Regions from separate parts of the Homo sapiens genome. Here region 1 is linked to region 2. Evidence: read pairs that join two places in POLR2A ChIA-PET (ENCODE). Cell type or tissue: K562. All regions are shown on one strand.

Region 1 (2,500 bases), 830 kb before region 2:
TCGGACCTACTGTTACCAAGCTTTTGGCTTGGCGGTCCAGTTCTCAGGGTGGAAGCCAGAGGCAGCTTGGAAACTAACTGAGGGTCGTAGGATGATAACCCGCAGCCCGTCTCCTGACCACCTTCAGAAAGGGCCACACTGAAATGGAGTGTCTTGAACAGCAGTGTGTTTATATTGGGCCACCAAACCATTAGTAATGCGTTTGTTCTCTGTTGTTGTGGGTTTTTTTTTTTTTTTTTTTTGAGACAGAGTCTTGCTCTGTGCTCTGTCACCCAGGCTGGAGTGCAGTGGCACAATCTCGGCTCACTGCAACCTCCGTTCTCAGGTTCAAGTGATTCTCCTGCCTGAGCCTCCTGAGTAGCTGGGGCTACAGGCATCCACCACCACACCTGGCTAATTTTTGTATTTTTAGTAGAGATGGGTTTTTGCCATGTTGGCCATGCTGGTCTTGAACTCCTGACCTCAAATGATCCACCCACCTTGGCCCCCTAAAGTGCTGGTATTTCAGGCGTGAGCCACTGCACCCGGCCAATGTGATGATTCTTAAATATATCATGTTTCCTTTAATACTCCATCTCTGCAGAACTTTGGCAGAGCCCAAACCGTAGGTTGTCTTCCAGTTCTTAAGTTGTGGTGGAGGCATTCTTATTAATGTCACCATGAAACAAACCAGTTGGAATCAGTTTTGCTTGAAAAGTGAGGGCTTTGGAAAGCCAGGGATTCTGGGAAGATGGTAATACAACTAGACTGCAAAACCTAAAACCGGTGGATGACTGAATGGTCACTTTAAAATGGTTGAAATGGCAGCGTTTGTGTATGTGTTTTGGCACGATAGTAAGAACAGCCTATGGACATCATTTACGGCAACACTAGCTGATAAAGTATCCCCATAAACCCCAAACCAGGGGTGAGTCGGGGTAAACCACCAATAGTTTCCAGAGCTTCCGGACCCATAGGTTATCCGTGTCTGAGGGAGAAAGCAGAGGTTACATGCAAAACGTCTGATGGATGGGAGAGCAGGAGAAGCCACGAGGCCCCACGAACCCCAGTGGGAGGCCAGTGTGTGCTCAGCAGGTAACACGGCCCAGCTGGGCTGCACCTGGAGCCTGGGGACACGGAGGCTGTTGGGAAGAGGATCGGGTTGAGGGGAGCAGACCAGGCCCTCTGGACTCCCTGGACTGACCTGCCAGGGCTCACTTCTGGAAGGAACCTCACAGTGAGGAAATAAAGCATATTCCACTGCTTGGAGGGAATAAAGTCAAGCAGGATGGGGACCGAGTCTGTGCAGGTGCCTGGGAGGGTCATGGGCAGGGCAGCGGTGAAAGCAGACGGATGTGATGTTTTAAACGTTTCACAAAACAACAGAGGGAGCACCGCAAAATTAGAGCAGCTTTCTTGAAGCATACTTCATTCTGAATGTTTATGAAATACTTTTCCATAAAAATGAGCATCAGAAAAGTAGCAAAGTCAAACCTATAGAAGGCTCAGAGTAGGGAGCAGAATAATACTCCCACCAACAATGAAAGCAAGCCAGAAAGGCATGCCTGCAAAACAGACCAAAGAAAACACATTTAAAAACTATTTTTGTTTTATTTTTATTTTGTATTTTATTTTGTTTTTTATTTTTTGAGACGGAGTCTTGCTGTGTCGTCCAGGCTGGAGTGCAGTGGCATGATCTCTGCTCACTACAACCGCTGCCTCCTGGGTTCAAGCAATTCTTCTGCCTCAGCCTCCCTAGTCGCTGGGACTATAGGTGTGCACCACCACGCCTGGCTAATTTTTGTATTTTTAGTACAGATGGGGTTTCACCATGTTGGCCAGGCTTGTCTCGAACTCCTGGCCTCATGTAATCACCCTCCTCAGCCTCCCAAAGTGCTGGGATTAAAGGCGTGATCCCACACGCCCAGTCTAAAAACAATTTTAAAAATGAACTAAAAAAACTTAAAGAAAATGATATGAAACGTGAAAAGCATAATCAGAGTTAGAAAAACTCAGAAATGAAGTGACAGAACTCAAGAAAGATTAGAAATGCAGGAATCCTTTCAGAAATTGAGACAAAGTAGAGGGAATGCAAAGTGAAAAAACAATGCCAAGTGAAAATGAGGATGGTTTTTTTTTTTTTTTTTTTGAGATGGAGTCTCACTCTGTCACCCAGGCTGGAGTGCAGTGGCGTGATCTTGGCTCACTGCAAGCTCTGCCTCCCAGGCTCACGCCATTCTCCTGCCTCAGCCTCCCGAGTAACTGGGACTACAGGCGCCCGCTACCACGCATGGCTAATTTTTTGTATTTTTAGTAGAGACGGGGTTTCACCATGTTGGCTAGGATGGTCTCGATATCTTGACCTCGTGATCCACCGGCCTCGACCTCCCAAAGTGCTGAGATTACAGGCGTGAGCCACCGCGCCTGGCTGATTTTATAAATCGAAAAGGATGGAAAGCCTTCAAAAGTGATGCTGTTGAAAATAAGCAAACACATGAGTGCCACTGAAAGAGTGAGGGTC
Region 2 (2,500 bases):
GAAGATGGCATATAAAGTTATTCTAGGGATCTCCAAAGAAAAGGCTCTAAAGAAATAGAAAACAAGGATTGAGAGAATCTTTAGAGATCCAAAAAGATAGCACTTGTGGGGCTGAGATTCTTCTTCCTTCTTTTTCTTCTTTTAGTGATGTCCTTGAGCTACAGATTTTTTTTTTTTATTATGAATGTGCAGGAGACAGTGATAAACCAAATTGCAGATAAGATCAGATAAAGTAGTATACAGCTAATTAAACATTTCTAATCCTTAGTATTTTTGATAACATAAGATAGCATTGTCTCATATGTCTTTTCTCTCTTTCCTTCCGTCACCACTTCCCCCACCCCAAATATTGGTTCTGTTATGATTCTGCAATGCAATTTACAATTTTTTTCTACTGAAAGCCATGTTTCGCCTCTATATAATACTGTAACCTAATTAGAGGTCTTAAAGAGAACTACAAGTTTTATTCAAAACTCTACGTGAACTTACTGTCATTGCCAGTGTTTCTCAGTCTCTGTATTTATAGGAGTTGCAAAGTCACTTATCTTTCAAAGCTGCCTTTACTACAGATGCTTTCAGAGATGCTGATGTGCTAACGTGCATTGTGAGTATTCTCCAGGGGGAATAATAGTACAGTGTAGTGGTAAGAATTGATATAATTTTAAAAACATTAACGCTCTTTAAAATGGGATCTATTAAGAAGACAAATAGCTTTTTTCTTTAAGTCATTTTTTTAGTGTTTGTCATTCAGATTTGAAGACTTGAAATAAAGAGCTTCCCCAAAGACTAGTTAACAGTTGATTCATTGACAAATGAGTAGAAAATCTAATTTTGAATTTTGTTTCATCTTTTTCAGATCTCAGTCATAGTGGATTGGCAGATCATTATGAAAATTCCCACTGGGGACAGCAGCCTACTTACAGAAGCGAAGCCAACTGCAGCTGGGATAAAGTGATAATAGATAGGACTGACAAGGAGGCGTGGCCTTCCATCACAGGAACAGAGACTGAATCTGCCTCAGAATGTACTACAGACACTGACTCTGCCTCCAACTGTGGCTCAGAGAACAGTAGCATGGCTACAGGGAGTGCCCAGGGCAACTTCACTGGACATACCAAGAAGACAAATGGCAATAATGGCACCAATGGCGCACTCGTCCAAAGCCCTTCTAATCAGAGTGCCCTTGGAGCAGGGGGAGCGAACAGTAATGGAAGTGCGGCCAGAGTGTGGGGTGTAGCCACAGGCTCCAGCTCTGGCCTGGCTCACTGCTCTGTCAGTGGTGGGGATGGAAAAATGGACACTATGATTGGAGATGGGAGAAGTCAGAATTGCTGGGGTGCTTCCAACTCCAATGCTGGCATTAATCTTAACCTTAATCCTAATGCCAACCCAGCTGCCTGGCCTGTACTTGGACATGAAGGAACCGTGGCGACAGGCAACCCTTCCAGTATTTGCAGTCCAGTCAGTGCCATAGGTCAAAATATGGGCAACCAGAACGGGAACCCAACAGGCACTTTAGGTGCTTGGGGAAACTTGCTGCCACAAGAGAGCACAGAACCACAAACGTCCACTTCTCAGAATGTGTCTTTCAGCGCACAACCTCAGAACCTTAACACTGATGGACCAAATAACACTAACCCCATGAACTCTTCACCCAACCCTATCAATGCAATGCAGACAAATGGACTGCCAAACTGGGGCATGGCTGTTGGTATGGGGGCCATCATCCCGCCCCACCTGCAAGGCCTTCCTGGTGCTAATGGATCATCAGTTTCTCAAGTCAGTGGGGGCAGTGCTGAAGGAATAAGCAATTCTGTGTGGGGACTGTCCCCAGGTAACCCTGCCACAGGAAATAGCAATTCTGGGTTCAGTCAGGGGAATGGAGACACTGTGAACTCAGCATTAAGTGCTAAACAAAATGGATCCAGCAGTGCTGTGCAAAAGGAAGGAAGTGGAGGAAATGCTTGGGATTCAGGACCTCCTGCTGGTCCTGGAATACTCGCCTGGGGAAGGGGCAGTGGCAACAATGGCGTTGGTAATATCCATTCAGGAGCTTGGGGCCACCCCAGCCGAAGCACCTCTAACGGTGTGAATGGGGAATGGGGAAAGCCCCCAAACCAGCATTCCAACAGTGACATCAATGGGAAAGGATCAACAGGGTGGGAGAGTCCTAGTGTCACCAGCCAGAACCCTACCGTACAGCCTGGTGGTGAACACATGAACTCCTGGGCCAAAGCGGCATCTTCTGGAACTACAGCAAGTGAAGGAAGTAGTGATGGTTCTGGCAACCACAATGAAGGAAGCACTGGGAGGGAAGGAACGGGAGAAGGCCGAAGGCGAGATAAAGGGATTATAGACCAAGGGCACATCCAGTTGCCAAGGAATGATCTTGACCCAAGAGTTCTGTCTAATACTGGTTGGGGACAGACTCCTGTAAAGCAAAACACTGCCTGGGAATTTGAAGAATCCCCTAGGTCTGAAAGGAAAAATGACAATGGGA

What was found. ChIA-PET counts read pairs that join two places held together with the same protein. Peaks named below come from ENCODE experiments on the same cell type or tissue, not always from the same donor. Only the 100,000 strongest peaks of a DNase experiment are listed, where the experiment ranks them.
Region 1: POLR2A ChIA-PET joins it to region 2 with 5 read pairs; 1 of 35 experiments calls an interaction of 5 or more read pairs at or near these places.

Annotation. Positions count from the first base shown.
Region 1 is chr17:77,218,022-77,220,521 of GRCh38, forward strand. No RefSeq gene overlaps it. Among named protein-coding and RNA genes, the nearest start is that of LACAT1, 35 kb to the right of the region's middle. RefSeq lists an enhancer at 1-297. In K562, no CTCF peak of the experiment used is centred here; no DNase peak of the experiment used is centred here.
Region 2 is chr17:78,047,989-78,050,488 of GRCh38, forward strand. It overlaps TNRC6C (trinucleotide repeat containing adaptor 6C), which reads left to right. Exons shown (of 23, transcript NM_001142640.2): 5 at 857-2,500. Among named protein-coding and RNA genes, the nearest start is that of TMC6, 80 kb to the right of the region's middle. In K562, no CTCF peak of the experiment used is centred here; DNase peaks (open chromatin) are centred at 563 and 973.